2 separate regions of the Homo sapiens genome follow, and region 1 is linked to region 2. A link is a loop called in an ENCODE intact Hi-C map of the cell type or tissue named here. Cell type or tissue: HepG2. All regions are shown on one strand. Region 1 overlaps WWOX (WW domain containing oxidoreductase). Region 2 overlaps WWOX (WW domain containing oxidoreductase).

What was found. A loop is a pair of places that touch in the nucleus more often than their neighbours do. Peaks named below come from ENCODE experiments on the same cell type or tissue, not always from the same donor. Only the 100,000 strongest peaks of a DNase experiment are listed, where the experiment ranks them.
Region 1: a loop joins it to region 2, with 3 times the contacts of the local background. A loop is called at or near these places in 2 of 110 quality-filtered maps.

The regions. Positions count from the first base shown.
Region 1 is chr16:78,198,826-78,203,825 of GRCh38, forward strand. The region is part of intron 5 of WWOX (WW domain containing oxidoreductase); the gene reads left to right. Among named protein-coding and RNA genes, the nearest start is that of WWOX-AS1, 40 kb to the right of the region's middle. RefSeq lists an enhancer at 1,267-1,561. In HepG2, no CTCF peak of the experiment used is centred here; DNase peaks (open chromatin) are centred at 706 and 2,086; H3K4me3 peaks cover 465 bases.
Region 2 is chr16:78,132,392-78,137,391 of GRCh38, forward strand. All of the region lies in intron 4 of WWOX (WW domain containing oxidoreductase), which reads left to right. Among named protein-coding and RNA genes, the nearest start is that of WWOX, 35 kb to the left of the region's middle. RefSeq lists an enhancer at 2,477-2,646. In HepG2, a CTCF peak has its summit at 2,590; DNase peaks (open chromatin) are centred at 1,730, 2,620 and 2,850.

The DNA of each region.
Region 1 (5,000 bases), 66 kb after region 2:
ATGTAATGGTATATATACATGTAAGTTTCCATTTTTGCTCAAATTGCTCTGGACAGTTCTTTGCTCTGGGAGTTCTTTACTCCCTTTCTCATAAGAAGAGGCTGTTTGTACCCTGATCAATCCCTCTACCTCTTCTTTTCCCCTTTCACCCGTAACTTCTGCTACTTATACTTCTGCCTTATCATGGTCCATAACATTCACCTTCCACTCTGTAGCCATAATTAAATCTCCCATGCATCCCACTTTGGGAGGCTGAGGTGGATGGATCACCAGGTCAGGAGATTGAGACCATCCTGGCTAACACGGTGAAACCCCGTTTCTACTAAAAATACAAAAAATTAGCCGGGCATGGTGGCACGTGCCTGTAATCCAAGCTACTCGGGAGGCTGAGGCAGGAGAATCACTTGAACCCAGGAGGCGGAGGTTGCAGTGAGCCCAGATCGCACCACTGCACTCCAGCCTGGGTGACAGAGCGAGACTCCATCTCAAACAAACAAACAAACAAACAAACAAACAAACTAAGAACAACAACGAAAAAACTCCCATGTATTATCTATGGATTGACTGTAAAATATGAGAAGCAATAAATATGTTCATCACTAGGGCCATCTAGAAATTTCTAACCCAAGGGTCAACTAATCTTTCCCTGTGTTGTATTTCCTGCTCTGCGGATCCGGCATCATGACCTTTGTACTACCCAGGAAAGCCAGTGTTCTCATGGGCTCTTCTCTTTTTTATGCTCTACCAGATGCTAGCACTGTGGCATGCCATTCGCTCACTAGCAGCTTAAAGGGTACAGGTTCTAAATCTCCTTAGTGCTACTCACCTGTTATTTCTGAGCCTGCGTAGATGATCTTCTTTTATTCAGACGTCTGTGTCACATATACATGACATCCTACCCCCTTCCCATAAAAAAAATCACATTTGTGAATGTCTCTCTTAGGCTGAGTTCCAGACTCCAAGATCCCTCTTCTCTCTTGTCAGAATCCAGCAGCTGATGGCATTTATGTCTGTAGATTTCACTGTCAATGAGTCATTGACAGGCTAAGCAGGCTGTTGGATGGAGTGATCAATGGTATGAGGGAAAACACTAATGTATGCAAGAAGAGCCATTTCCTAGTAGGAAAAATATTTATGTATGGAGCCACAAAGGTGATCGCTTCAGTAGAAATCACCAAGGACCTGGTAGTCAATGTGCAACCTAATTTTCTTTCAAAAGCTGTAGGAATGGCAAGGGAGGAAATAAATAATGCATTTCTTTATATCTCCTGTTTTAAGTTACTGAGTGTCGCCAAGAGATTTCTAAGGCCAGACATTGAGTCAGCTGTAAAACTGGAAGGAGCAATGTTTGCTGACTGTTGCCTCAGCCGCTGACCCTGATCTCCTCTGCACGTAGTAGGCAGCTTAAAAATTCCTCGCCCGACTTCTGATTTTCACGTGACTCACTGCTTAGTTGTCTGGGTTTGTTTTAATTCCTTTCCCCCTGCTGACAGTTCTTTAAGTGGATGTCTATAAAGGTTGGGGCATTCGCTCTTACAACAATAGGAAAAGAAAGGAGGAAGGAATAAAAAAGAGAGAAAAGGAATAAAAAAAAGTTTGGTTTAGATGTCTGATTTCTCTGAGCCTCAGTTTCCCAGCATGTAAAATGTTGTGAGGGCTCACACTGGTCTTGTCCAGGTGCTTAGTAGAGCATCCATTACACCATAAAGTATCACAAAAATTTTTAATATCATCATTATTACTGTGCTTTCCCTTGAGTTTTTTTTTTTTTAAATCAGTTAATCCACATACTGGCAGATCTGACTTCCTTGTTTTAGGCCCTGGGGAATTTTTGTTATCTGTAGAGCTGGATTAATTTTACAGTGTGGTGCCTTTGCCCAAGGTGAACCTGTCTGTTTATAGAAAGTGTCACCAAGTTCTGTCTTGGGCCCGTCCACTCGGTTATATGTGCTGGACCCTGGGTGGAAGCACTTTGCACGTGTGCATTCACGATGGGCTGTGCTGGAGGGGAAAACAGGCATCACTCCCAAATTCTATTCATGCAATTAAAAATTCCTTTCATTTTTATTTGTGAGAGGGTATGGGTGCACAGCAGACGGCAAACAGAAGAAAAGCTTTTGATTGAAAGGTAAACATTTACTTCTGCCTTTTAAATAGACATAGCAAGTCTCTTTACTCTCATGGAAGCAGTTATAAGGAACATAGAGCTGAAGAGAATATGACCATTTCTGGTCTTTTACTATGCTCGTATTAATCCACCCTGGATAGAAGGGACTGTACTATTTGGAAACACCTAAATAAAATGTTTTTGTCTTAAGGTGTTAAAATGTACTCATTAATGTGGCAGTGTATTCCTTTTCTTCTGTGATCGTTGAAGTAGGGAAGGAATTTCAACTAAGAACCAAAATGATTGTCTGTTAAGACACTTATTTTTTGAGAAGACAAATTAATATAACATTATTATGTGGGGAATGTGGAAAGGCTAAGGTTGTATTGAAAACTTATTAAGCTTATGAGAATATTGAAAGCATGAGGAGGCATGACCGGAAGGTATTAATGATTTGGGCTTGATTATTCTAAGACTGTATTCTAAGTCTAAAATGTTGATAACTAAGACCTGAAATGATAAATGTTTGGCAAAACCAAATAAATGAGTAGCAGGTTGAAAAAAGAGGCAAGAGAGAAGTAGATATTTATAGTTTTCTAAAACAATTTAGTCCCTTCTGGAAGAGAGTCCTACCTCAGCCATGCCTACCAGGTTGTGTTTGTGGGATTATTTCTGAGTCACCCTTAAGCTCATCTTTACCCCTCTCCCAGACCCCCAGTCCCCTCACTGGGCATTCCTTGGATTATTTATTTATTTATTTATTTATTTATTTATTTATTTATTGTTTGAGACAGTCTCACTTTGTCACCAAGTCTGGAGTGCAGTGGTGTGACCTTGACTCACTGCAACCTCTGCCTCCCAGGTTCAAGTGATTCTCTTGCCTCAGCCCCCTGAGTAGCTGGGACTACAGGCACGTGCCACCATGCCTGGCTAATTTTTTGTATTTTTAGTAGAGACGGGATTTTGCTATGTTGCCCAGGCTGGTCACGAACTCCTAAACTCAGGCAGTCCACCCGCCTCGGCCTCCCAAAGTGTAATCCTGGATTATAGGTGTGATCCACCACACCCAGCCTTCCTTTTGTTTTTGATTTTTCCTCTTTAAACTCTACTTGTAACCACCCCTTTCCTTTCCCAAACTTTTACTAGCTTCTTCCATCCTGGACTTGCAATCTGGCTGAAAACCTGCTAAATAAGGGAACAATTTTGACATGGCTCCTGTACTCCCCACAAACCTAGTTGATTCCAGACCAGTAATGTCTTGGGGACAGTGTTGTCCCATCTTCCTTTCTAGGCTGGGCTCAGATTACTGACGTGGAAGAGTTGTTGGTCCTGGTGCAACATGCCATGACCATGAGGCCTCTGGTAGAAAGGAAGGAATGAAGGGTGGTTCTCCAAACCCTTGGCCCATGCCTCATCCTTCTGTTCCCTTCCTTTTCCAGGTACGTAGCTGGTCAGGTTTCTTAAATTCCGTCGATCTGGCTTTATCCATTTTAAGCCTTAGGTTGTTGGAACATAGCTAAGTTGGTCACCTTTTCAAGAATTGAATCTCAAAAAAGCCATGTAGACCTCGGTTGTAACCATCACATTCATTGACTTGGTTGTTGATCTGTTTGTCAGATCAGTTTTCTGTTTGGGGAACATTTTTGTAAGTGCATGTATTTCAGCTTTTAACATTTTAAAAATAAAATTTCATTGGGAAAGAAATTTCATTCGACTGGAGTACCAGGAACTTAGAATGAATCCATTTGTCAGCAGTATTTATACCCTGTCTAAAAGAGTGTCCTCCCAGTTCTCTGTCTCTGTACTGTGTCCCCACTTTAAAAAATAGCTCAACCTCTCATTATATTTGCAATTTTTTGTTTTTTTCATTGCCTGGTGGGTTTTTTTTTTTTTGTCTTTTTAAATGCTCCATGTAGAAAAGAATTCCTGGAATAGTTCTTGGAACAGCATAGGTGAATAAATGAGCAATTATTTTGTCCTCAGCACTATAACTGATTTGAGAAGGTCAAAACAGAAAATAAAAACATGTTTCAGTAGTACCAGTTCCTGCACAGGCTGTCTGCCAACTATGGAAGTAAAGGGAATAGAATTAGGCTGTCTGGATTATAGTGGGAAAACAAAACACAATCACATCCTGCCTCAGCCTATCCTTGAACTGGTGTCTTTAGAAAGGGGAGGTCAAGTAAAGGCCATAAGGCTGGATGGTGGGGAAGAAAGAGGCCTGGGAACAGGTGAGAAACTGCAGAGCCTGGCGGAGTTCATTTAACCTCACTGTGGTTCTGTTGGACTTAGTGCAAAATCAAGAGACCCACCTTTGCCTGCCCATCCTGCAATGGTTTGGGGGGCCCCAAGTAGATGACTGGGGAAGATGACTGGGAAACTGCAGCACTGGTTCATGTTCTGGGACAAATCAATATTAAGCAAGTTTAATGATGGGTAGGTTCATTCAAAAGGGAAATATGTTTCAATGGAGAAGAGAAATTTGTTAGGTTGTATAATAAATATTTTGAGTGTATTTGGATAGAAGTTTATGACGGAAAAGGCAAAATTCTCTGTGTCTTTATGGGGAGATATTCGATATGTTTTTTCTTGGCAGAAATAAAACATATTCAATAATATAATTAGGCAAACTTGTTTTAGTTGACAAGAAGACCGTATCTCCGTCTGCAAGATGAAGGCAAGATCAAGAGATGTCAGTTAACATTCTTGCGACCACAGGTAGGGAGGAGAACTGGGGAGGAATTTATGGATAGGTGAGAGCATAAAACTAGATGCGGAAGGGATGGGGGAGCAGGTAAAATAATGAGGCTCAATGTTCAAGAAGGTCTTGGGCAAGCGCGTGCTAGTTATTTTCCTCACTGGTGTGGTCGTGACAGATGAATCACATTTTACT
Region 2 (5,000 bases):
TACAGTAGGTATGGAGTGAGTGCAGAGTCACCATCAGCTTGAACAAATGTGTGTATCTGTGGTCAAGTTTAATTGCTTCTTCTGTAATTTATATTAATCACGCTTCCATTGCTTGCCTTTTGTTAATACGTATGCGGCCATGTGATGATTTTTTAAAAGGTCATCCAGTATCTTGATGTCCAGTCCATGCTTATAACCTGAGCAGTTTATGTACTCTTGAGATGGTATGTGCTAAAAATGAGTAGCTAGTCTGAGTGGCAGCCTTACCCATTTTATTTTGTGGGCAGATTTCTTTTACAGTTCTGGCTGGGTTTCTTTTAGTTGGCTTCTTTGCTTTGCTCCTGTTACGACTTAGCCCTGTAGCTCTGGGCTCTTCGATTCTCACGTGCTGATGGTGTAGCTGAGCTCTGCTAATGCTGGTTATTAATCTGACAATCTATACCAGGGAGGTTTTATAATTGCCATAATTCTTATTTGCTCCATTCCATTTCCCAGCTTCTCAAATGGGGTGGCAGCTGCAAAGCACAGTATTTGAACATGAAGTAGAGAATCGTCACTTCAGCTTATGATTTTACATTCTGTCAAGGCTGCAGGGAAAGCGGTCATGTTTCTGGATGGTATTTGGATCTACAAATTCCAAGCAAACTTTTTACTTCTTATTATGTAAAATGGAAGGGTTAGCCAAATTAAGATCTCACCATCAACCTTGAGGGAGTGACTTCTACATGCCGTGTATTACTGGTTATAAAGCTAGTCTTGTTTGGATTGAAGAATTTAATCATATTTAACTTTTCAAAGGATGCTTTTTAAAAAACCTTATCCGCGTGTTATGTTTAAACTGAGAAGTACCTGAAAGTGAAAATTTTATTTATTTTTACTTTTTTTGAAAGATGGAGTCTTGCACTGTCACCCAGGCTTGAGTGCAGTGGCTCAATCTCGGCTCAGTGCAAGGTCCACCTCCTGGGTAAAGGAGATTCTCCTGCTTCAGCTTCCCAACTAGCTGGGACAACAGGTGTGTGCCACCACGTCCAGCTAATTTTTGTATTTTTATTAGAGACGGGGTTTCACCATGTTGGCCAGGCTGGTCTTGAACTCCTAACCTCAAGTGATCTGCCCGCCTTGGCCTCCCAAAGTGCTGGGATTACAGGCTCACGCCACCATGCCTAGCTGATTTTTGTATTTTTAGTAGAGATGGGGTTTCACCATGTTGGCCAGGCTGGTCTGGAACTCCTGACCTCAGGTGATCCACCCGCCTCGGCCTCCCAAAGTAGTGGAATCACAGACATGAGCCACCATGCCTGGCCTGAAATAATTTCAAATTAACCCCTGAGGAACAAATGCTCATGACTTTCAATGAATAGAAAAATCAGACTGCTAGAACCTCCAGACTGCATGTCATGCGTAGAAGTAGAATCCTGGGGAAGCTAGCTCACAAAAGCAAGGGAGATACCTGCAAGGCTGAGCTGAGCTTGCAAGGGAAGAAAAATATTAGAGAGTTGTCACATTTAGAAATAAGTGATTCCAAATTTACAGTCAATGGACTGTAGATGCCTTCCATCTTCTTAAGAGATTTTGTGCCTCTTGCACAGGTATTATCCCTAAGATGTGTTTTCTTCAATGTACCTAGACTGTTTCCTTAAAGAATTGCTTTTGTATGGTACGGCTCTATGTGTCTGTGTTTCTCATGTTGGTTAGGAGAACTAACCCTTGTGACGAATAAGAAATGGCAAACATTGTTAATGTTGACTTTACTAGTTGCTCAAATATTAGCATTGGATTTTAGAGTCAACATGCTAGCAGGATGGCTTTATTTTAAAACCATGTGATAGAAAGCTATCTGCTATTATTGATAGCATTTCTGGATGGCTGTCAGAAGTCTTTCTTTAGAAATTTAACCATATTTTTAATGGTGGGCATTGCAGTCAACAATAGTACAGACTTTGCAAAGACTATTTTTTTTTTTGGGTGCAGTGAATACTTCGCAATGCCTGCTGAATTTTACCTATTCTGTAAGTCTTTTTGGGAACCGTTGAGCCCCTCTTCTCTTAGTTGCCTTTAGCCTTTGTTTTTATTATGACAATTGGTATGAAATTTTTCCTTTTCATTACTTCTTTTATTCAGAGCACACCTCTGGCTTATCTCTTCATTCTCTGTTTAGTTTCATATTTTACTTTAATTTCTGTACATCAATATCTGCCATTATAGTATTTAAGCTCTTGGAAACATCAGGCATTTGTTAACTTGTTGAGAAAATAAAGCACTCCACTGTTGTTATGAGCTGCTTATGGCAAGTGAAAAACTCACAATATTTGGCCAAACTTGGGATCATTTAGGTGTTGTTTGCAATTAATGGCAGGAGATATTTTCCTTGTTGTTAAGAGTATAACGTTGGTTTTAGAAAGCTTGATCTATGTTTTTCTCCATGTTAGATGTGAAAAGAACCAGGAGAGTGTGAGGATATTGGTAATATTGTCATATGGTGATCCCACTGTGGATAGATACGCAAGAGAGAAAATCCAGAAGAAAGCATTTCACTGAAGCCTGGGGACATTTCTGGTGACAAATGGTGCTGATGGCACAGTGAGAACGGGAGAGGGCAGAAGCAATGCACAGATAGAAAGGGTGTCACCTGCGCATTGAAAAATCCCAGTGCCATAACAATGCAGTCCCTGCAATACAGACAAACCTGACTCCCACCATTCCTGTAAATGAAGATGGGGCCTTGCTGAGAAATAGAGGATGCAGATTCCACCCTCAGGCTTCCCGTCTTGGGATGCAGAGAAAACTCACCCACGTGCAACAACTCAAGAGTCGTTATTTACCTAGCAAAGTGTTCACATGACAGTGTTTGAAATGTACCACGTGCCTTTTCATGTTTAGTTTAGAGCTTGACACTAGAGCTCTACTGTGGTTTACCAAGTGTGAGGGACTATTTCTTTCTGAGAAGGAGGGGAAGCTTTAGTTTCCTTGAATGTCTAATAGAGTCTGAGTTTCCTTTTAGAAGCATAAAAGACGTACAGTAGGCAGAATCTGGATTTTTAACTATACAGTTGCTGAAGTTATCTTCAATTCAAATCTTCTAAATTCAATTTTGTTAATGTTGTTTAGATATTATTATAGAAGCCAGCTTTACTGACTTCTGCACATTTAATCATAGGAGATTCTTCCATTCTGTGAACTTAGATTTCTTTTTTCTATCCATGACATTTATCTAAATCAGGCTTTCTTTTCTTTCTACTAAATTTTTCAATTACCAATAGGCTATGAGAATAATTAGACTGACAGTATTACTGAAAAAAAAACAAAACAACAACAACAAACAACAAAAAAAACACCTTCCACTAAAACTGACTCAAAAAGATAATAGCAGGGAAAATGACATGTCGATCTGTGATTCCTTTTTTACTTGTCAGTCCTTTTGGGAGTTGAACATATAAGCACATGTACCTCTATGTGACTTTTGAGACGTCTAGAATAGAGAATTCACCTTTGTAGCTGGAATTTATTCAGCATGCAAATGTGGGTGGGTGATTGTTTTATAGATGCCTGGTGTTGAATGATGGGCAGTTGTGATAACTATATATAAAATTATATTAAAGTCCAAGAGGTGCTTTTATGAGGCAGGCTGGAAATGGCATCCGATTTTCTTATGGCTTTTTCATGTCCATTTTGATGAATCTATTTATTACTTCTATAATGAGTAGTACACATGGTTGGTTAGCCAAGTTATTGAACTTTATCAACCTTGGCTGAAATTCACAATGCGTGCCAAACTTGTTGTAACATGTAAGAAATTACATCTGGGCTAAAAGGTTCAATAATGATTACTCTTATAATGGAATCTTCTACAAAGCAAGGGATTTCATGATATCCCTATGCTTTTAAAAAATTATTGTGATACAGTGAAACAAGGAAGAACGTGTAGCTGGAAAAATAGTATTTGCTTGTAATATACATTCAGATTCATAACAGGCTTATTTGATTCCCAGGACAGGGTGAGCAAAGGATGCTGTTTCCTGGGTGTCTGCTTTGGTGTTCATTGAGTCATGTCTCTCTCTTTAGACCTTACTGGATCTAGTCTTCATCATGGGGCCTGTGAGCTCTTTCAAATCTAGAGGACAAAACCTAATAAAGTGCTGTCATATCACATCTGTTTATGAGTTTCAAACTGAAATGAAATGTGTAGCCGTGTTATTCTTAAATTACAGAGACTTGAGGAACGTAGAGCTTTTTACTCTCACTAGAGAAATCTAAGCACAGGTTGGTTCGTTAACCTGTAAAGAGATGTTTGGGTTTTAAGAGGTCTATCAAATAACACAGTTTCCCTTTCCCAAGTTACTACCTAACTGAGCAGTAAGACCACCCATTAGGCAAATGGAAGACCAAAACATCACCTGAGTCATTCATGAAGCTGATACTGGAGAATATGTATAGCTGTGTGAGCTGGTGGGCTTTCTAATCCTGACCACCACAATTAGACAGGGTAATGGGTCAGTGCTAGGTCAGGCCAGACCTTCGCAGAGGGCAGACCCCATTCATGCAGCATGTTCAAGACAGTGCAGGAGAGCAGGGTGTGTGCTCTCTGTAAGAGGAGAGGAGAGGCAGAGCTGCGTGTGCCCGGTTCTCAATCCTGGAATTACCATTCACATACCATTCACAACATAAGTTGGATCAGCTCCCTTGAGCAGGAATAAGTGAGTGGCAGAGGGGGTCAGGGATGTTAACGCAAATGGAGATCCCTTCACCCAGAAAGACACATCTGAAATGGAGAAGATGCCTTTTTCCTCCTGCAACCAATAAGAGAGTGATGAAAATTATGACGCCTTGGGAAATAAGACTGCAACGTAAATGTGTGTCCACCCCCTAGTTTTCTTTTGGATTGTGAATCCTCACCCTCCGATAACTAGACGTGCTGTTTTGACGTCTATGCTTTCCAGCTTGCCAATTCTGGGGCCTGGCACAGTATCTTTCACCCCGGAGTCTCAGTTTCCTCATCTGTA